Regions from separate parts of the Homo sapiens genome. Here region 1 is linked to region 2. The links are chromatin loops, found by intact Hi-C in ENCODE. Cell type or tissue: gastrocnemius medialis. All regions are shown on one strand. Links, peaks and the distances in the headings refer to the core of each region. The heading gives the core; the rest is flanking DNA. Region 1 has its middle 130 kb from the start of MAF. Region 2 has its middle 68 kb from the start of MAF.

Evidence for each region. Hi-C counts contacts between places; a loop is a spot of excess contacts. Peaks named below come from ENCODE experiments on the same cell type or tissue, not always from the same donor. Only the 100,000 strongest peaks of a DNase experiment are listed, where the experiment ranks them.
Region 1: a loop joins it to region 2, with 2.8 times the contacts of the local background. A loop is called at or near these places in 2 of 110 quality-filtered maps.

What each region holds. Positions count from the first base shown.
Region 1 is chr16:79,464,921-79,473,260 of GRCh38, reverse strand. It overlaps a transcript of MAF not described here. Among named protein-coding and RNA genes, the nearest start is that of MAF, 130 kb to the left of the region's middle. In gastrocnemius medialis, for the core only: no CTCF peak of the experiment used is centred there; DNase peaks (open chromatin) are centred at 3,026, 4,840 and 6,989; H3K27ac peaks cover 626 bases.
Region 2 is chr16:79,528,244-79,536,583 of GRCh38, reverse strand. It overlaps a transcript of MAF not described here. Among named protein-coding and RNA genes, the nearest start is that of MAF, 68 kb to the left of the region's middle. In gastrocnemius medialis, for the core only: no CTCF peak of the experiment used is centred there; a DNase peak (open chromatin) is centred at 3,673; H3K27ac peaks cover 2,848 bases.

The sequences.
Region 1 (8,340 bases), core at 121-8,120, 63 kb after region 2:
GCATGCAGACATCTGGGACCTGCAAAGAGAAATGAGGACTCCCTCCCCCTCCACAGAGGATATGACTGCCTGTGGCTGTTCCTCCCACGATGTGTCTGGACTATCCCTACGCTGAGCCAGGGGTGTGAACGACCAGATGGCCATCGACACCATCAAAAAAGGCATCCCCAGTTCCATGTCCCCTCACTCTACTTTTCTTCGTTCCCCTTATCACAACCTGTAGTCTGTACATTTATTTGCTTAGCGTCAGTCCTTCCCACCAGAATGTAAGCTCCATAGGACAGAATTGTGTTGTGTTCACACTGGCTGGTGCGCCATATGGTACCGGGCCTCGGTACACACCCATTCAATCACTGACTACCCAAATCTCTCCAGGACAGGAACTCATGCTCTTTTACTGCTTGTTCCCTCTCCATGGCAGGGTTTTTTCTTTCTTTCTCTCTTTCTTTCCTTCTTTTCTAACATTATTGACGTACAATTTATATACATTACTATAAAATTCACCAATTTAAAGTGTGACATTTAATGGGCTTTTGTATATGTATAGAGTTGTACAACCATCGCCCTACTCTAATTTTAGAACATTTCTACACCCTAGAAGGAAACTCCATACCCATGAACAGTCACTCCCCATTTCTTCTCTGCCTCCAAGCCCTAGGCAACCACTCATCTACTTCCTGTCTGTATAAATTTGCCTACAGTGGACATTTTAAAGAGATGGAATCATACAACATTGCTCTTTGTACCTGGCTTCTTTCACTTAGTATATCTTTTCGAGGTTTCCCCCTGATGTGGCATGCATTTGTATTTTGTTCTTTTGATTATGGAATAGTATTCCATTGTATGGATAGAACATATCTTGGGTATCCCTTTAGTAGTTGATGGACATTCGGGATATTTCTACTTTTTGATTATTATGAATAATGTCTTTATGAGTGAATTCACATAGAAGTCTTTATGTAGACACGAATCTTCATTTCTCTTGGGTAGATTCCCAGGAGTGGAATTGCTGGGTCTCTAATGGCATTTTGTCAATTTAGCCCTGTAATATATTTATTCTTCTCTCCATTATCAGCCTTTGAGCTGCTTGAGGGTTGACTGGGGATTTGAGTCATCTAAATATTTCCATAAAATCTGATCTAGATGCTTACATATGGTGGCTCCTTGTAAACCATTCCAGAGCAAAGGAAAGAGAGGGAAAGAGAGGTCAGGCTGAAGCCAAGGCCTGCAGCATTAGGGGAGAAGCAAGGAAAAATTGCTGTGGAGTCTTTCCTAACTAGAAAGCTACACTTTGTCTTACGCATGAGGGAGAAAGCATGTCTGCACTTAGCAAGGCCATTTTCCCCAAAGTTGTCAGTGATGTCACTCATATCACCTGGTAAAAGTTTTTTCTTCTAACAATAATTGTTATTGTACCCATTATGGAAAATTTGATAATACAGATCAATAAAGAAGAAATTGGATTACCTATATAGTGACATTCCTGACATGACCACTTATCAGCTGTCCTAGGCAAACACTATGACATCAGCAAACCTCAGGGCTTTTTTACTTGTTTGGGTTTTTTTGTTTGTTTGCATTTCTGAGACAGTGCCTTGCCGTGATGCCCAGGCTGGAGTGCAATGGCATGATCTCAGCTCACTGCAACCTCTGCTTCCAGGGCTGGAGCCATCCTCCTACCTCAGCCGCCCTAGCACCTGGAACTACAGGTGTGCACCACCATGCCCAACTAATTTTTGTGGGTTTTTTTCTAGAGACAGGAGTTAGCCTGTCTTTACAAAAGACATGTTGCCCAGCCTGAGCTGTAACTCCTGGGCTCAAGCAATCTGCCTGCCTTGGCCTCCCAAAGTGCTGAGATTATAGGCATGAGCCATTGTGCTCTGCCTAAACCTTAGTTTTTTACATCTGGAAAGTGTGAAAAAATAACAGGGAGTGCTGAGAATTTGGAGTTGAGGGTTCTGTCGTGCTCTTCATGACTGCTTAGATGTTTTGTATCTGTAAGATAAGGAAAAAAGTAAGCAGATTAATGGGTAGAGAAGCTCTGCTGTAAAGCACAGGAACTTGCTCCTTCTGCCTCTCCATCTTACCCTGCAGGTATGCCTCCTTCCTCCACAGGCGTGGGAGTGGTCAGCAGGAAGGCAGGCCAGGTAGGAAAGTCCAGCAAATGTGTACCTAAAAGATGGCATGGACCTGGTAATTAAACACACATCTGCAAGAATGATGGTGAAGACTAGGGTGGGAGGTGATGTGATATGAACATGACGATGATGGTAGCTTTCATTGCTACCATCTTCCATGCATTATATAAGATACTTTATTCATTCTTTTCCAGTTAACTGAATAATTTGAGTGCCTCTCACTGCATCAGGTTCTTGGGATACAGAGATGGATGAGAAATGGTGACAAATAGCAGTAAAACACACTAGTTCTGGCGTCAGCTAAACTTCAGTCATCCATTCATCCGTTCACCCATCCATCCACCCATTCAACAGATTCAAGAGGGAGTGCCTTCTATGGCCCCAGCATCGTGTTGGACAATGGAATCCTGGCTGTCTTTCCTGTAGTACATGAAGCCAATTCTTAAACTCTTTAAGTCTCAGTTTTCTCAGCTGATAAATGGGAAGAATAATACCCAGTAAGTTCCACTGGGTTGCTATGAGAACTAAATAAAATATGCTTAGCACAGTACCTGAATGAGTTGGCTGCTGTTGTTTAGTAATAGTATTTGTATTTGCATTGGAAGATATGGACCTGCCCTCCAGGAACTTGTGGTGGGGGCTGGTACATGGCCTTTTGCTTCCCTAGCTGTTTCTCTAGCCCACAGTGGAGTGGGCAGCTCTTTCTGCCATGCCCTAGTTGCCATCCTGGTCCCCTGGGCCCTCTGAGCTGAGCCCCTGGGGGGGCTCAGTAACATGACCTGCCCTGGACCCATCCCCTAACTTTGCCAGGAAAGGGCGGATGGGCGTCCTCATTGGCAAGGATCCGAGCAGGGCAAGTGTTGGGGTTCAGAGGACAAAGGAAAGGGACATTTCAAGGAAGTTCCCACTTCCTCAGAACCAGAGTTCCTATCTCCGCCGCTCATGTGATCTATTGGGACATTTTTCATGTTCCAAATGTAAGCACATCCCGGAAAAATGCCAGTGTTGGTCTTGTGATGAAATGTCTTTCTTTACAAATGCCTGACATGGCCTGAGAGCCTGGAGGATGGCGAGCAGAAGGAGCAGACCGCACGTTTCTGAGCGAGGTAGAGATTATATGTTCCCATCCTTATTCACTTTTCTAAACTTAAGATAACTTATGTCTGTAAAATGGGAACAAAATGTGCCCTGTCATGAGGTGGTTTATGAGTTTAAATGAGACCCTGTAGGCCAGGCGCGGTGGCTCAAGCCTGTAATCTCAGCACTTTGGGAGGCCGAGGTGGGTGGATCACGAGGTCAGGAGTTCGAGACCAGCCTGACCAACACTGTGAAACCCTGTCTCTACTAAAAATACAAAAATTAGCCAGACAAGGTGGCGGGCACCTGTAATCCCAGCTACTCAGGAGGCTGAGGCAGGAGAATCACTTGAACCTGGGAGGTAGAGGTTGCAGTGAGCTGAGATCACGCCACTGCACTCCAGTCTGGGCAACAGAGTGAGACTCTGTCTCAGAAAAAAATAAAAATTAAAAATAAATAAATAAATAAATGAGACCTTGCATATAAAAATACCTAGCTCTGCAATGACCATTTTTTCAGTTGTAATTTGTTTCATCTTCATACTGTTCAATGAAGTAGACAATTTTATCATCTCTACTTATAGAGGAGGAAATTGAGATCAGAGAGGTAACTACTTGCTTAAAGCCACCCAGGTAATAGGCGGGAGAGTTGGTCATCAAACAAGATCTGTCTGAATCCCGAGCTTATGTTTTTAACCACTCACCATTTATTTAGTGTAAGAATCAGCAAACTTTTTCTGTAAAGGGACAGATATTAAATATTTTTGGCTTTGTGGTCCAGACTGTCTGTTGCAACCGCTCAACTCTGCCATTGAGGAATGAAAGCAGCCATATACAATGTAAATGAACGGTCATGGCTATGTTCCAATAAAACTGTATTTACAAAAATGGGCAGTGGGCTGGATGGGGCTTGCAGGGCTCCAGTTTGCAACCTCTGCTTTAGAGGAACGCATGAGTTGGGCCCTTGGGCACTTGGGACACATGATTGGGTGTGGGGTGGCTAAGGAATAAATGCCTGCTAGCATAAGGACAGCTTGTAGCCTCTACAAAACATCTGCTTGTCAAACAACATCACTCTTTATATGGAAGATGGCTATTAAAAAGGAAGTGTGAGCCCACGATTGATTGAAGGCAATCAAAGCAAGCAGGAGGATTAAGTACAAGAGGTCGCCATTAGAAGGGTCTCCTGCATGTAGCCTTCCTGACCAAGGACAAGAATAGCCCGGGTGATTTATAATGCTCCATGGAGCTTCTCTGGCTTCTCTGGTTTCTTTTCTGCCCCCTGGATTATCTTATCCTCAGCCACCCCCTTCCTCTACCCCAAAGGATTTGAAACTTCCCAGGCATGGGGGCCACGTTACCACTGTCTGCACCATCCTGGCAGACTCTGACTGCCCCTCAATGCCAACACCCCTGGCCTGCCCAGGGTGAGCTGGGGCTGAGCAGGTTAAGGCCAGGTTTGCCCTGAGGCTGCAGCATGCTGGGGCTGCTCCAGACCTGTTTCTGGGACAGCAGGTGCAGTCGTTCACTGACACCAAAATACATTCTTGAGGCAAGAGCAGACGGGCCAAACAAGAGCAGGTCTCCCACCCTCCACGGACTTGGCTCCCTCCAGAGGACACATTTGCCATGAGGACACCCCAAGTGCTAATCCTCTCACCCAGGAGATCTAAGCAGAGTCAGCATTTTAGTTGAGGGCTGGACACAGGCAGGGGCATCCCCCCAGTGCCGTCTGGCCGGCCCAGGGCAGCAGTAAATCACACAGGGGAAGGCACTTCTTGGACGCCTGGGCTGCTGGGGACTCCGTGGGTGTCATAAATCAGGAGCTCACCCCATTTCACCTGTACCTTCTCGTGAGTATGTGCAGGGCCCTCTGCAGCCCGGGAAGAGAAAATGGCGGAGAATAAATTCAGCCAACCCAGGCACCAATGGCTGCTGTCTCTTTGTCAACTTATTACCTGAGATTTATGCATGATGCACCCAGGTCTGCTCAGTGACACATTCTAATTTAATTAAATTTCTGTTGGATTGATGTCTGATCAATCAATAATGTTAATGTTTTTGCAATTTGGAGATTAAAGCATGGTCAAGCCACAACCACCCCCCCACGACCACCACCCCCAAAGCATCATGCACTTACTTGAGAATATTATTTGAGAGGAGGTTTGCCTGCCTGCATCCTTTCTCCCCCTCTCCCTTCCTCCCCTCCATATTTAAACATTTATTAAGTGCCTAGTATGTGGAGCTATAACAAGAAGGGAATAACACTTAGAGCAGTGGTTCACAAACTTGAGCATACACTGGCATCACTGGGGGGCTTGTTAGGACGCAGACTGCAGGGCCCCAGCCCCAGAGTTTCCGATTCACGAGGTCCAGGGTGGGCCCTGAGAATCTGCATTTCTATCAAGGCCCAAGTAATGTTGATGCTGCTGCTCTCAGGGACCCCATTCTGAGAACCACTGACTTGGAGGTTAAGGGCACGAGCTCTGGAATCACCTGGGTTCACATCCTACTTACACACTGTATGGTTTCGGACAAATTACTCGATTTCTCTATGCCTCAGTTTCCTAATTCATAAGATCACTGCCTGCAATAAGGGAGATTCTTTCATGCCTGCAAAACACCCAGCACAGTACCTGATATACAATAAGCACTCAATGCATGCCATTGGAGAGCAAAGCAGCTGCGTGCCTGCCCCCTTGCAGATTCCCATCTAGAAGGGTGTGAGGCAGTACACATGTAAGGGTGACTGTATGATTGAGGCAGTGAGAGACTGTAATAGGGGTGTTTTATTTAACTGGGGAGGTCAGAGAGGACCCCCTAATGAAATTGAGCTGGAATTTGAAGGAGGGAGGAACAAGTAAGAAGGGAATGATGAATTTGGGAGGGACCCTTGGAGGCCACTGTAAGGGGTTTGATCAGCATCCTGGGCCCAATGGAAAGACAAAATAATGTTTTAAACAGGGGTGACAACAAGATCATATTCTAATATTGAAAAGATCTTTCCAGTTTCAGCTTAGGGGCATGGCTTGGAGGCGGCCAGGAGTGAATGTAGGAATAGCAGAGACTGAATTAGGCAGGCCTCAAGCTCCAAGATTCTGTTCCCCTCTGGAAACCTGATTCCTCCGTGGTCCCCTCTTCCACACTGGTAAAAGCCACAGATCCGTGTCCATATGGAACACTGCAGCTATCACTTTGGTGTCGCGGGCAGGGGAAAAGATGAACATGAGTAATAATGGATCTTAAATACCCGGTGTCTGTTGCATGAGATAATTATTCCCCATGGCATAAAAGGTACCACATTAGGTGGTCTTCTAAGATTCCAAATAATTCAACACACACAGTCTTCTCTTAAGGTTTTTGCTGTCAAGCATCACACACATTATTTATGTGCAGAACATTTGAAAATCAGTACATGCATTCCAAAAATCTTTGCTGACCACCAGGTGTGTAGACAGCATCATGCAGCTGAAGGTGCCAACCTGAGGAAGATCCAAAGTTTGCCTCCGGGATCTCCTTGATGAGTATAAGACGGTGGATCTAATTCAGGATTCTTTTTATTATTTAATCCCAGGACTGCTACTCAAGATGCTTGAATATTTTCTTTGCTCGTTTCAACACAAAGCCCTAACCAGTCTGCCAAGATGAAACCTGAAGAACACCATTACTGAGAGTGAGGCAATTTCATTTTCAGGATGGCATTAATGGACATCATTTAAACCCATGAGTCATCCTTCATTCACACAGATTTCAGAGCATGTCACCCTGCAGCCTGCCAGGTGCCCTTCAGTTACCTGTGCTGAGACAAGTCTGAGAGGGTGGGTCTAGAGGGAGTGAGGTCCAGAGGAATTCCGAGCCTCATTGATTCAGGGAAAGTAACCCTGTGTTTCATCAGTGATTGTAGAAGGCCAGGTAGTAAGGCTGGACTTGTCTGGAGATCCCTAAAAGCGAGAAAAACTGTCCAGCCCTGTTACTTTATCTTCTAAGCTTGAAATTCTCACTGTGGGTAACAGAGTCACTCATTCATTCATTCATCCTTTTATTCAACAATGAAGGAATTACAGATGAATACAAGTTTGCCAAGCCCAAGAGATCTGCAAAAAGATTTAATATTTGCAAATGTATCCATCATAATCATAATAACAATGATCATTAAGCCTGCTGACATATATTAGGCACTTTTCCCAAGGGAGGTGACATATGAAGCTCTTTTCCTGTACCACCCCATTTATTCCTCACAATACCTATTGGAGATAGACCCTACTACAGCTCCCTCTTTGCTGGAGAGGATATTGAAGGTCAGAGAGATTAAGTAATGCAGCCAAGGACACAAAGCTCATGATGGTGAAGGTGAAACGTACACACAGATCAGTCTGATTTAAAAAAATAATAATATGTGTTTACAAGTATGTTTCTTTTCTTTATTTTTATTTTTGTGTTTGTTTTTGAAACAGGGTCTCGCTCTGTCACCCGGGCTGGAGTGTGGTGGTGCGATCACGGGATCACGGCTCACTGCAACTCCACCTCTGGGGCTCAAGAGATCCTCCCAGCTCAGCCTCCCGAGTAGCCGGGACTACAGGCACACATCACCACACCCAATTAATTTTTTGTATTTTTTGTAGAGACTGGTCTTGCCATGTTGCCCAGTCTTGTCTCAAACTCCTGGGCTCAAGCGATCTGCCCGCCTCAGCCTCCCAAAGTGCTGGGATTACAGGCATAAGCCACCACGCCCTGCCCTTAAATATGTTTTTAAGACCTACTCTGCCATCAGTTCTTCATCCAGAAAGGTAATGAAAATACAGTTGGCCCTCTGTATCCATGGGTTCCAAGTTGCCATTTCATATAAAGGATTTGAGCATCCATGGATTTTGGTATTGTCAGCATTGAGGGGAGCCCTGGAACCAATTCCCCATAGATACCCAGGGACAACTATTCTTAAAATGTTGAACCCTCATAGGATGGTTGCTCAGGACCTTCTCCCTGGTGGCTGTTGGTCCATTAACCAACATGTTTGAGATCTGGATGACTATCCACCTAGAAGTTCATCTAAAATGACTATATACTCAGCCACATTTCTCATTGCTGAGATACTGTCACATTCTTTTGAGGTCATTTCTGTATCATCT
Region 2 (8,340 bases), core at 190-8,189:
TGCAACCTCTGCCTCCCAAGTTCAAGCGATTCTCCTGCCTCAGCCTACCAAGTAGCTGAGACTACAGGTGTGCACCACCATGCCTTGCTATTTTTGTACTTTTAGTAGAGATGGGGTTTCACCATATTAGCCAGGCTGGTCTTGAACTCCTGACCTCAAGTGATCTGCCCACCTCGGCCTCCCCAAGTGCTGGGATTACAGGCATGAGCCACCATGCCCAGCCCTAATTTTTCTCAATATTTTCAATTCCCATTTGGTTGGATCCATGGGTGGGGAGCCCACAAATATGGAAGGCTGACTGCATGTGCCTTTTGTTGTTGCTGTTGTTGACTGGCAGAAATTTGCAGTGAATTCCATGTTCTAAAATTTCATGGACTCTGCCTGGGCCAAAGTTTTATGAAAAGTAGGTTGACTACCAGTTTTGGTAAGTACCGCCTTATATCTATATCATGTTGAGTATAGCACTAGGATCATGAAGTCTCATAGCTAGAGAAAGGGTTTATCTGTCTGGTTAAGTATTTACTGAGCACCTATTGTCTGCATAGCATGCAGAACCAAACATAATTGGACATAATCCTGATTCTATAAATACTGCCAACTGTGGGAGAAAAGAAAATAAGTGGATGATGAATACGCAACTCTGTCCTTGACTTCATGGCGGTATCACATATAGCTAAACTATTGCTTCTAAAGCTGAACTAAAGTAGCAATGCAGCCGGGTGTGGTGGCTCATGCCTGTAATCCCAGCACTTTGGGAGGCCAAGGCGGGGAGGTTAGGAGTTCAAGATTAGCCTTGCCAACACTGTGAAACCCTTTCTCTTAGCTGGGCATGGTGGCACGTGCCTGTAGTCCCAGCTACTCAGGAGGCTGAGGACTCCTACTCAGGAGAACTGCTTGAACCCAGGAGGCAGAAGTTGCAGTGACCGAGATGTCACCATTGCACTCCAGCCTGGGCGACAAGAGCAAAACTCTGTCTCGGAAAAAAAAAAAAAAAAAAGAAGAAGCAATGCTTGATGCTATCTTCAGTCCTTTATGAATAATGCATATTATAGACAAGTGGGAAAAATGGTGTTAATACTTTCTAATATTTCCTTTCCTTCCTGGATCCAAAGATATTTTCACACACCTCTTGACCACTCAGCACGGTACTGTAATTTGCCATGACCCATAAAACAAGCAGAAGTGGCAAGTGTGATTTCTGGGTGGAAGCACTGAAAAGTTAGTACATGATTGCCTAAGGTCTCTTCCCCTGCTCTGGAAAATAAGGAAGCTACATGTTAAGATGATAGTATCAGAAAACCGAGGCGCCATCCACAGCCAGTCTCTGAGTAACTCTACAGTGTGAAAAGCAATGTCTACATCTGTCTCTAGGGACTTGCAATAGAAATTCAGCGTGAATAAGAAGTAAACCTCTGTCAGTTAAAGCCACTGAGATTTGTGGGTGGTTCGTTAGAGAGCTTCACCTTTCCTGGCGAATTCAAAATGCAGAATTGATAAATTGACTTTGTCCTAAGTAAGTCAATGAAGGTTTCACCAAAGAAGGTCAAAATCTTTGAGCAGGATTTTGATGTAAGAGCAGTTTACCTAATCCTCAAAGGAAGCTTACAAAGGAGGGGATATTTTTGTTGTTATCATCATCACCAACAAATGAGAAAAGTAAAACTGAAGCTGAGAAAGATGAAGCGGTTGGCCCACACTGTCCAGAGAGGAACCTGGGATCAAATTTTGGATGTTTCTTTCCAAATCTGCTTTCTTTCTTCTAGTTCTAGACCCTTACAGTCAGTACACTGAAGAGGGTGTGCCTGACAACTGGTCACAGTTTTCTTTTCTTTCTTTCTTTTTTTTAAATTATACTTTAAGTTCTAGGGTACATGTGCACAACATGCAGATTTGTTACATATGTATACATGTGCCATGTTGGTGTGCTGTACCCATTAACTCGTTATTTACATTAGGTATTTCTCCTAACGCTATCCCTCCTCCCTCCCCCCATCCCATGACAGGCCCCGGTGTGTGATGTTCCCCACCCTGTGTCCAAGGTAGGTGGTACTGGCAGTATTCTGTAAATCACAGGTTTGGTGGATAAAAGGATATCGCATGTAATTCATCAACACTCACCTGTATGTGAGTGCTTAGCTTTGGGGCATTGCATTCCAGGACAGCTTTCTGACACTATTTTTGGAGTGAGACTCAAGTCTTTTAAATTCAGATGCCCAGCTGGCCTAAGTCCTGTATTCCCAAGAATAAAACCACATGGTAATGCGGTGAGGTAGAAGGAGACACAGGAGGAAGAACCAAGAGTGTGCGTGACACCTAACTTTATTTTAAGTAACAGAAAAAATAATAAATGACATTTGGATTCTGTTTTCATTGAAAGGTGTAAACCAAATTTACAGTCTACTTCAAAGGTAAGGAAGAAGTCTCCTTGGATGTTCACAAGCTGTACTTCTGAATAGCCAATGTTAGGCCAGTTGCCTAGGCAAGTAGATTCTGATCTCTTTCCTCAAGGGATTGTAGTTTACAATATAAGCAGAGTCAAAGGGCTCTTGTAAGATGAGCTTGTAGTATGGGGACAGTGAGGCCTTCAGGTGAGCTGAGGGGAGCATGAACAGGAGGGCATGAATTTCCCAGGCTTTCCTTGCCCTCTGTTGTCTCTGGGCACCCTGGATCTTGCCACTACCTTGCTTAGTGCACTGACATTAAGCAGTTATTGTTTTGATGGCAACAGAGGAGGGAGAATGTTATTTTCAAAGGAAGGACATCACTGGATAAGAAAATTCATCTCTCCACATCCTCACACGCAGAGCTAATCGGCTGGGAGGTGGCACAGAGGTCACTGGGAGGTGGCGGAGAGGTCACTGGTATTGAAATAAAGGTGACGGGAAGTCAGGAATGGATCTCTGTTATTTTCCCCCCTAGCAGACTTTCTCCTTCAGTTTCTGGAATTCCTACCTCCGGACAAAAGTTTGGGTTATGAACCAGATGGACAATGAGGGGATCTGAACAGATGTCATACTTTCCATTCCCCCTCCCCCTGCCGTCTTCCTCTGTCTTCCTCCCTCTCACTCAACCAGAGGACGAAAGTAAAATTCAGAGTAAGATTCCAGTGGTTGTGAATGACCACACTACCCTTCTTATTGGGGTTTAGAGCAGCAAGCTGTAGTATTAATATAAGGAATATTTTTATAGTCCAAGAATTTACCTTTCTATTTTTGACTCAGTTGTATATAAAATAGAAAAGGAGTGGGGTGGGTGGAAACCTCTTCTGACTGACCCTTGGATCTGGAAAAGTGATATGTAAAGGCAGAGAAATACAAAACAGGTCTGAGACCATCCCTCTGCCCCCTTTAAAAAATATGAGCAACTCTTATGTTGATAAGAAGAGTAGAGCCCTTTAAGGCATAGATAAATAATTTCTTGGCTAATGTTCTTGATCCATGGCTACAGACTAACTTTTATTTAAAGAGGCCAGTGAAGACATAGATAAATATAGAGAGAAAAGAGAGAAACTAAGACACTAAGTTACCCCGAAGGGCATTCCTGTATTAGTCATCGTATAAAAATTATATGTACCACAGAATATCTATTTTTAGAGGCCAGGAGGTTATGTGAAGCAGGTCAGATGTCGGCAAAGACCCAAGGCCAGCTTGCAGCAATGATATTGGATATTTGGATATTTGTTTTCTTTATTTTAACTGTGCAAAGCTGGCACTGACCGCATGGATATGTTGGGCACTTGGGGAGGGCGAGACAAGGTCCATGTGCTCCTTCAAAGATATCTGAGGTACTCAGTGATTCTTTTGTGTTATTTTTATCTATCTTCTAGGCCTGGCACTACACAAACACACATGTATCTGCACTCACGCATGCACGCGCACACACACTCACACACGAATGCTTTATGACGCATATTTCATATCTTCATGCCTGACAGAGGCCGCCCCCATTTCTCCTAATGAATTGATTAGAATACTTTATTTCAATACTTTATTTGTTTCTTACCAGTTAAATCTTGTCTGAGTTTATAGAAGCCAGATAATTTGTGGCCTCTCTCCGGAGTCGAGAACAGTCCATTTGGCTACTGAGCAGTTGACCACCTATCAGATTGAATGATTGGAGCTGAGATAAACTGCACTGAAATGTACCAGCTTCTTACTCACTGCACATTTGTTTCACTTTTTTTCTTTTATGTAGTGAAACTCATCTAAGCTGCTTCTCTAGAACCAACTCTCTTATTTGCATAAAATATTTGTCTCCCAGTGGCTACGGATGATGCTGTTGGACATGGGAGAATGGCTTCCTGTTTGTTCTCAACCCTCCTGCCTTGGTTCTTCTCAAACCAGAGTGGGGGCCATGTCTCTACTCCACACTCCATCCAAGAAATTGGAGAACCATGCACTACTGGGGTCAGTTTGCCAGACTTAGCAAATAAAGTCACAAGATGCCCAGTTCAATTTGAAATTTAGATAAATGACAAATATATTTTAGTATAAGTCAATCCCGTGCAATATAGGAACCTACTCATGCTAACAATTCTTATTGGTTATCTGAAATTCAAACTGGACTGGGTATTCCCTATTGTTTCTGGCAACCCTATGCTGGGGCATGTTCCTAAGAGGAGTTCCCACGGTCCCCAGACCATCCAAACCCCGCTTTGGACCACTAAGCACAGTTAATAGGATAGGACATTGTGCCTTCTAGATCTCACTGATGCCTATTTTCTAATCTTTTCAAGCAGGGGTCCCCAACCCCCAGGCCACAGACCAGTACCAGTCTGTGGCCTCTTAGGAACCAGGTCACACAGCAGAAAGAGTGATGAGTGCGTGGGTGAAGCTTCGTCTGTGTTTACAGCCACTCCCCATCATTCACATGACTGCCTGAGTGCTGCCTCCTGCTATATCAGTGGTGGCATTAAGATTCTTATAGGAGTACAAACTCTACTGTGAACTGCGTATGCAAGGGATCTAGGTTGTGCCCTCCTTATGAGAATCTAATGCCTGATGATCTGTCACAGTCTCCCATCAACCCCAGATGGGACCATCTGGTGGCAAGAAAACAAGCTTAGCTCTCCCACTGTTTCTACATTATGGTGAGTTGTATAATTAATTCATTATATATTATAATTTAATAATAATAAAATGCACAATAATGTAATGTGTTTGAATCATCTGGAAAACATCCCCACCCCACTCCCAGTCCATGGAAAAATTGTCTTTTATGAAACTAGTCCCTGGTGTTAGAAAGGATGGGGAGTGCTGCTCTAGAGAACTTAAAGATTCCCAGATTTTTAGAGAGATGAGATGCAGAGGATAGAGGTTATCTCATCTTAACTCCACTGCCTTTCTTTTATTTAATCCTATGAAGTTAGGAAGACCTGGACTTTACCCCTTTGAACCACCTAGGCAAGGGTATGCTTATACAAGCTCTAGCAACAGAATTAAAATGTCTCATGTTAGTCCCTGATTTTCATCTAGAAAGTTAAGAGTACATACTTTAACACCATTGACCTTTCAAATAGCTGATAAGGCCGGATATTTAGGAAATTAGAGCTTGGGGAATGGCGACATTACCCAGAAACTTACTGGCAGGCAAGTCTAGGGCAAGTCTCCTGGTTTCCTTCCCTTTGGGCCTCTCCCCACCCAGGGCCATCTCCCTAAAAGACACAGGATCTGGCTGGCTCAAGAGTCCTTTCTGGCTACAGAGAAGTGGCTCACAAGTAATCATTTCCATTCCTTCCACCCATAGACCTGCCGTTTTACTATCTCCAGGATAACAATTAAGCAAAGAGATATCTATGACTGATTTTGAAAGGATACAATAAACCACAATTGATCGTTAATTTTATTATTATAAAAACAATCCATTAGAGAAAGTTCACAATATTCAAAAAACATGATGATAAAAATAATAAGCACTCAGTCATACTTTCAATAATTAGATAAACTCTTCTTAACATTTTGGTGTTTATGTTGTATCTTTGTTTTGAGGCACAAATATATATATTCATTCCTATTTATGTAAATGCCTGGAAACACACTTAAAATGAATAATGTCCTTAAATATTTTATGCTGATTTTTTATTTAGTGTGTTCCACATACATTTTCCAAAAACAAAAATAAAATTTTTTTCCCCTGAGAAAAAAATGGAGTAAAACTGCTTCCCAATATTTACATCTCTTTCCTTCAGTCTATCAGGGTGCTCTGAATTTGAAGTAGGCACTTTGGGACCCTGATGTGTTGGGACAGCTGAATGCATGACTATGGATGTAGGTCCACCCCCCAGCCCATTTGAACCACTCCTGAGACCACGGAAAACCCAGTAGTCTGTTGTGTCATGGTTTCCCTAAGAAATGGGAATCTTCAGGTGTGTTCTCAAGCTAGAAGAAATGTAAAGATAAACAGGACCTTAAAATAAATTGTTATGGGATATCTTCAAGGTTGTACACTCCAAAAATACGTAGTAATACTAATTCACTTGTTTGGCCCTCACTTGGGGCTAATGGGGAGATCTTATATTTGTTCTGTCTCTTTGATAGAAAAATTACTCTCCTGACACTTGATAAACAAACCTTGCATCATCCTCTATTGAAAATTAAGTTAAAATAACATTTTTTTTTTTTTTGAGATGGAGTTTCACTCTTGTTGCCCAGGCTGGAGCACAGTAGTGTAGTCTCGGATCACTGCAACCTCCGCCTCCCAGGTTCAAGCGATTCTCCTGCCTCAGCCTTCTGAGTAGCTGGGATTACAGGTGTGCACCACCACATCTGGCTAATTTTTGTATTTTTAGTAGAGATGGGGTTTCACCACATTGGCCAGGCTGGTTTTGAGCTCCTGACCTGAAGTAATCCACTCGCCTCGGCCTCCCAAAGTACTGGGATTACAGGCGTGAGCCACCGCGCCCAGCCTAAAATAATATTTATTGCATGCTTTGTATCCATACTTCCAACTATGAATTCAGACATTTATTGAATGTCAAACACCTGCTGACACGTATCCATAAATTGTTCCTTTTAACTCTTCCAAAACACCCTCTGAGATATTATTAAGATTGGCATTGTTGTTGTTATTATTAGTGCCCCTATTAAAAATATTTTGAAATAATTATAGATTCACAGGAAGTTACTAAAATAGTATGTAGATTTCAGAATATGCTTCACCCAACTTTCTCTATGGCGGATGTGTTCCTTTAATTTTTCTGTTTGTTTGCTTGTTTATTAATACACAAGGTACTGAAACTCTGAATAGCTACATAGTTTGCCAACTTCCAGCTAGAGAGGGGTAGAGACTGGGGTCAAACTGGATCCATCTGACTCCAAAGTATAATCTCCCTCCCCTGGTTTTTGGCGCATGGGAAGGTGTAACTGATGAGTGAGAGACCAGCTGGAGTTTGGAAACTCTTCTGGGACCATGAGTTCCAGTGTGTAATTTCCCACATCCCAATCTGCTTCAGGAGGCCACTGATGTAGCTAGCAATCAGTCCTGCAGTAGTTTTATGTTCAGGTGGGAGAAAAGCTTGGGTTGACTTACTTAGACTACAGATAAGAACAAAAGTAGAAGCTCCTGACAGCTCGAGCTCCTTTTGCTGGCACCAAGCTCTGTTCTTACAAAGAACAGTGTGGAGCTGGAGGAGACCCTATAAATATGCAAATGTAGGGAAATCTTGCACCGGGTCATCAACTGCCTAGATGGGACGAAAGGGAAGGCACATTACTGCAGGTAGCCAGCTCCAAGAAATCTCCACATTTCTGAGAATCTCTGAGTAGTTAGTGATTGTAAATAAAGAAGCCAAAGACAGCCAATTTCATTTTCAGGGTTTTGGATTACTCTGTGAGAAGTGCATATATAAGCAAATGCATTCAATAATAGCCCTAATATAGTAAGAAGCTTTCCACTGGCTTCTCTCTTGCCTTTCTTTTTTTTTTTTTCTCCCTTCGAATTGATATCTCTCAAAGCCTTAAGTCAAACTGTGTTTTATTAAGAGAATGGGTTATTTGAGATATGGTTGTGACATTCACCAGGGCTGAGCCTAGCTGTCGTTCTGCCAAGATCCTTCATGCTGAATCTGGATTTCAGTAAAGAGAGAGCCATGCCTTGCTCAGTTTTTCTTGGCTTGGATGATTCTGCTCAGTTCCTACCCAAGTGGCAGGGGTTTTGCCAAGAGCAGGATGATTTCCTGGCCCCTGGGACAGTGTCTGTTGATAGTGTGGGTGGTTCACAGAAGCTAGATGCATCCAGCCACATGAGCTCGGCCTTTTTCTTCATGAATGTGATTCTAGAACATCATACCATTGCTACTGGGACTGCCATGAGAGGGGACAAAGGGCTGCAGGCACCTTGGAG